2 separate regions of the Homo sapiens genome follow, and region 1 is linked to region 2. A link is an interaction called in ENCODE POLR2A ChIA-PET data of the cell type or tissue named here. Cell type or tissue: A673. All regions are shown on one strand. Each heading gives the region's core, and the rest is flanking DNA. Links, peaks and the distances in the headings are about the cores only.

Region 1 (2,905 bases), core at 243-2,742, 150 kb after region 2:
CGTAGGCCATCTGCTGCTTCCTCATGCCTGCCAATCTATGGAGTGGGTGTGAGCCTCTGGAATGACAGCCCCACCACCAGACGTGCGGAGGAAGCGACCTTCTCCTTGCAAACTCTGTGATCTCACCCCGGCTGTGTTTCCCTTCAAGTCCTCATGCAGCCATTTTGAGAGCTGTAAGGATCAGAAATATCCTCCCAGGCTTCTCAGAGCTGGCAAAATTCTGTATGAGCTGAATCTGGAGCCAGCATTCATTGACCTTTTCTTGGCAGTTAAGGATCTGGGGAGCCGAATGGGCCACAAGCAGAATATGCATCATCTCTCCAGCTATGTGGTTGAATAAGTCAACACAATCAATAGCAGAGCAATCTGTACCTCAGACCAGAGATAGCAAATCAGTTTCATCCCCCAGAGCCAATCTCATTGATTGGTAGTGGCTGCCTGAATAACATTGTGAGAGGGAAGTTGCTAAGGACCAGGTGGCCTTAGCAAGAAATAACCAAAATTGATTAGCAATGCCTGCCATGGATTAGGGAGTGGGTGGGTAGCATGCTAGATTTCCATTCTACACCTGTTTTTCACCCTGCCCTAGATGGAACCTGATTAGTGTCACCAGAAAGATTAAGGGAACTCAGGGGGACATATCAAATAGAGACGGGATGTAATATTATCTCAGTCAATCCTAAAAAGGAAACCCAATTTTACAGATGAGAAAACTGAGCTTCAGAGAGTTTGGGTTATTTGCCTGAGGGCACACAGCCCTAGAGTAGTGGATCTGGGATTTGAAGTTATGTCTGCCTAGCTCCAGAACTTGGCTCTTCCCACTCTACTCATATTACTGCTCTAGAAGGACCATAAAAACAGAAATGAGTACAAAAGAAATGATTTCCTGAGAACGGAGAGAAACTACTGGGCCCCTAACAAAGAAGTCATGCACCCATGGTCGGGTGCGGTGGCTCATGCTGTAATCCCTAGGAGGCTGAGGTGAGAGGATTGCTTGAGCCCAGGAGTTTGAGACCAGCCCAGACAACATAGTGAGATCTCCATCTCTACAAAAATTCTAAAAATTAGCCAGGCATGGTGGCATGCACCTGTAGTCCCAGCTACTAGAAGTGGGGGTGTGGGGACTGTGGCTGAGGTGGGAGGATCGCTTGAACCTGGGAGGTTGAGGCTGCAGTGGAGCCATGATCACACCACTGCATTGCAGCCCGGGCCACACAGCGAGACACTGTCTCAAAACCAACAAACAAAAAAAGAAGTCATGCAACCATGAGGAAATCTAAAATAAAATCCCAAATATGTGACGCATTTCCTGAGGCTAATGACCAGCAGGTTCACTGAGAACAGGAAATGAACTTGAATGCCCTATCATCTCAGACAGGAAAGACACTGTGGTGGGAGACACACTTACGGTTTTCATCTCAATTCAACTGGTCGCGTGACTTTGAGCAAGTCACTTCCTTTCTCTGGCCTATTTCCTCACTAGTAAAATAAGGCCTCTGCTCTTCATTAGGGATGGCAAATATTTGTCATGTCAGTCTGAGGTGTCAGGTGTGACCTCGTGGAGTGCTGTGTTGAGGAGGATTCTGAGGCTGAACCTGAGAACAGTAGGAAATAGTGCACGGATGGGCTAGAAATGCCTGCCTCTGGTGCTGGAGGAGAAAGAGTATCTCATGTGCCACCCTTGAAGTATGTAATAGCACCTCACTTCCAGTTCACAAATTCTGTAGTTCCGTGATTCTCAGCAGTGAGCACGCTCCTCAGGGCTGTCTGTCAAAAGAGAGCGGGCCCCCCCACTACTCGAGTTGGGCGTGATGCTGCTCTCTGGAGCAGGGGGAGAACCTCTGACCATCCCTTATTATTTCAGGACTCTCTTTAGAGGCCCCAACCGTGGGGAAAGGACAAGCCCCAGGCATCGAGGAGACAGATGGCGAGCTGACAGCAGCCCCCACACCTGAGCAGCCAGAACGAGGCGTCCACTTTGTCACAACAGCCCCCACCTTGAAGCTGCTCAACCACCACCCGCTGCTTGAGGAATTCCTACAAGAGGGGCTGGAAAAGGGAGATGAGGAGCTGAGGCCAGCACTGCCCTTCCAGCCTGACCCACCTGCACCCTTCACCCCAAGTCCCCTTCCCCGCCTGGCCAACCAGGACAGCCGCCCTGTCTTTACCAGCCCCACTCCAGCCATGGCTGCGGTACCCACTCAGCCCCAGTCCAAGGAGGGACCCTGGAGTCCGGAGTCAGAGTCCCCTATGCTTCGAATCACAGCTCCCCTACCTCCAGGGCCCAGCATGGCAGTGCCCACCCTAGGCCCAGGGGAGATAGCCAGCACTACACCCCCCAGCAGAGCCTGGACACCAACCCAAGAGGGTCCTGGAGACATGGGAAGGCCGTGGGTTGCAGAGGTTGTGTCCCAGGGCGCAGGGATCGGGATCCAGGGGACCATCACCTCCTCCACAGCTTCAGGAGATGATGAGGAGACCACCACTACCACCACCATCATCACCACCACCATCACCACAGTCCAGACACCAGGTCAGCTACCTGCTGGCTTGCAGATGTGGAAATGGGGATGGGGGAGGCTGCGGGGCCCCTAAAAGCCTGTCTCTGACACTGTGCCAGCCTGCCCTGCCCTTTGGCACCAAGGGCCAGCCTGCAGGAGGCATGTAGATTGGACCCAGATAGACCTGAGCTCAAATCCTGATTCTTCAGCCAAGTACAGTGGCTCATGCCTGTAATCCCAGCACTTTGGGAGGCAGAGGCCAGTGGATCATCTGAGGTCAGGAGTTCAAGACCCTCCTGGCCAACATGGCGAAACACCATCTCTACTAAAAATACAAAAATGAGCCGGGCATGGTGGTGGGCACCTGTAATCCCAGCTACTCGGGAGGCTGAGGCAGGAGAATC
Region 2 (2,905 bases), core at 261-2,760:
CATTTCCCCTCGTCCTTGGCATTGTGAGCTAACTATGAAGATTGAGCCCGTTGCAGATAGCTCTGTGGACAAGATGCAGCTTTAAAACTGCAGCAGCCATCACGCCAGCCAGTGCCCCTGGCACTGCTAATTTGAGCTCAAAATTAGCCACAGACCCTGGTTAAAATTGGAGAGTCCCCCCAAGTGGATCATGTAAATGATTCTGGATGTTTCTAAAGATTTTTTCCCTTAGGAATCAAGGACTTCTTGCCATGCTCCTACCCACATTGTGCTGGGAAGGAGAGGCACGCTGAGGAGGAGGTAGGGTTGGTAACAGGGCTGTCTTTTTCCTGTAGTCCTAGGTGACGCGGGAAAGAGGAGAAATTAAATCCATAGGACTGCCTGAGCTTTTGGAGGGAGAGATACTGGTGAGGGGAAAGGAGAAGACTTTTTAAAACTTGAGGCCTGGCCTCTCTGAATCTGTTGTGAGCCAGTTTCTGAACTGAAAGAACCTTCAGAGCTTCCACATCATCTGCCCTTTTTCCAGATGTGTGATGGTATCTGCTGTTTCCACGACTCCACTCCTCCCCTCTGACTCAGGCCAGCCAGCTCCTGGGCTCCAGCACAAACCCCTGGCCCCAGTGTCCAGAGCTTAGGCATCTTTCCTTCCTCCATACCCCGCCCCTAACTTCAGGGTTCCCTCCCTCGGCTGCGTGGTTGGCAGTTTTGTGGGTCTGAGGTTGAGAAAATATCTGGCCTCCTGAATCTCCGCCTCTGCCCCACTCCCTGCCTCCAGCAAGATCTCAGCTGAGCTGGGGGAGTTGTGCAGGATCAAGAAGTAAGCCAGAGCCAGCCCAGTAGGGGCCAACCTTCACTCTACTCTAAAAGCTGCTGGCCCACAGGTACCCACACTGGGTTACTTTTACCTCCTCAGTCACTAGATCTGGGGCTTTTTGTTCAAACCACTTCTTGCCTGAGCTAGGGATGACTCTTGTAGTTTGGATGAGTTAAATTAGCTGGATCTTCCCATCTGCCACGTAACCAAAGCCACGATGGCACTGTGGGTGGACCTCTTTAGACAGCCCCCAAAGTGGGCAAAGTGGCTGGTTGCTGAGGGCAAGGGTACTTGGCTTTTTCCCCCACAGACTCTTCATTCTTGAAGTCATCACTGAACAGTTCTGATTCTAGGATAGGATAGCTCTTGCCCAGGTCCCCTAGCCCCGGTATTCCTAAAGACTCAGGAGCTCCACCTCAGGGTGAGGGAGGCCCCTTGAATGTTCTCTCCCTGTGCTTTTAGTGCTGGGTCTCCCAGCCTTGACCTGCCAGTGACTTCTTCATCTGCTCCCTCAGGTTAAAGAGGAGGACAAAACTCTGCCAAAGCCTGGCTCTCCTGGCAAGGAGGAAGGGGCTGTAAGTGCATCCTTGAGTTCTCCGAGGCATGCGTGTGTGTGTGCGGGCATGTGTGTGTGCATGCGTGCATGTGTGTGTGCGTGTGTGTGTTTGCCCCTGCACCCACTAGCCCTGGACTAGCCTGTGAGACAGCTCCATGGAGTAGGTGGGGATTGCAGGGGGCCCCTTCCTGTGTGGCTCAGCTGAAGAGAATTCTAGTAAAGGGGAAGAAAGTACGGTGTATGTGATGCCAGCTTCAGGTGTGTGAAGGAGATGGCCAAGGTGCTTTGGGGACCTCCCCTAACCTCCTCCCCAATCCCCTTAAGTTGCCTCCCTTTGGTTCTGGTTTCCTGAACCCTTTGGGCCTGGAGAGGCTTGGGTGGGCAAACTCTTAGGTCAGGGAGCGTCGAATGAGAGCTCAGCTGTTGGGATTCTTCAGCCTGCTCTGGGTGGCACAAGGCAAAGGCATGGAGGGACTTCACTGTAGTCGCTGCTGTCTCTTCCAAGACCCTGTCAGCTGCTTGGTGCAGGTGACCTGGAGGCAGGCTCCAGCTACTCACTGCCTCCAGCCCCAGCGCATTGGGATAGAGACCCTGAATAAACCTGGACTCTCCTAAGGCAAGAATAGCCTTAGGTTTCTGAATAGCCAAGTCCAAAGATGTGTAGTTAGGAGAGGGCAGCTGGTAGCACAGGGGGCAGGAGTGCCCAGGGCTCTGGGGCAGAGCTGGATCACAACACATATTCTTACTTCATTACCCCAGATGGTGCCTGTCCTGGCTCCCTGCACTTCCTTGGTCAGTTTGATTAGCCAGGCACTGTGGCTTCCACCTGATCTGCAAACAATCCTGGAAAGCCAGCCTGTGATTTGAAAGGGTTGTGTGTGTGTGTGTGTGTGTGTGTGTGTGTGTGTGTGTGTGTGTGTGTGTGTGGGAGAGGCCTCAGAGTTGCCCAGAATTTATTTTATTTTATTTTTTTTGCAAAAACTACATGTAAAGTGCTTGGAAGAGTGCCATGGCCCATAGTGAGTACTGTGTAAGTCTTACCAATTACTATCATCATCATTGTCATCATTTTCTTTTCTTTTTTTTTTTTTTTTTTTTTTTTGAGACAGGGTTTTACTCTGTCACCCAGGCTGGAATGCAGTGGTGCCATCTCAGCTCATTGCAACCTCTGCCTCCCAGGCTCAAGCCATCCTCCCACCTCAGCCTCCTGAGTAGCGTAGCTGGGACTATAGGCACACACCATCAAGCCTGGCTACTTTTTGTATTTTTTGTAGAAACAGTTTCACCATGTTGCCCAGGCTGGTGTTGAACTCCTGAGTTCAAGCAGTCTCCCTGCCTTGGCCTCGCAAAGTGCTAGGATTACAGGCGTGAGCCACCACACCTGGCCCATCGTCATCATCTTAATGATGGAAGGGGGATGGGAGGAAAGCCAGAAGAGGGAGGGGAGGAGTGTAGGATCCAGTGGCTAGGGCCACTGGCCAACTCTGCAGTGCCCTGGCATGCCATTGAGCACTCTTGGCCTAAGAGGTTGAGGA

The links. ChIA-PET counts read pairs that join two places held together with the same protein. Peaks named below come from ENCODE experiments on the same cell type or tissue, not always from the same donor. Only the 100,000 strongest peaks of a DNase experiment are listed, where the experiment ranks them.
Region 1: POLR2A ChIA-PET joins it to region 2 with 17 read pairs; 3 of 35 experiments call an interaction of 5 or more read pairs at or near these places.

What each region holds. Positions count from the first base shown.
Region 1 is chr17:28,980,999-28,983,903 of GRCh38, reverse strand. SEZ6 (seizure related 6 homolog) reads left to right here. Exons shown (of 17, transcript NM_178860.5): 2 at 1,865-2,533. All of the region lies in intron 1 of LOC105371716 (a long non-coding RNA gene), which reads right to left. Among named protein-coding and RNA genes, the nearest start is that of SEZ6, 24 kb to the left of the region's middle. RefSeq lists an enhancer at 1,028-1,077. In A673, for the core only: no CTCF peak of the experiment used is centred there; DNase peaks (open chromatin) are centred at 413, 873 and 1,383; H3K27ac peaks cover 2,500 bases.
Region 2 is chr17:29,129,867-29,132,771 of GRCh38, reverse strand. The region is part of intron 2 of MYO18A (myosin XVIIIA); the gene reads left to right. Among named protein-coding and RNA genes, the nearest start is that of MYO18A, 49 kb to the left of the region's middle. In A673, for the core only: no CTCF peak of the experiment used is centred there; no DNase peak of the experiment used is centred there.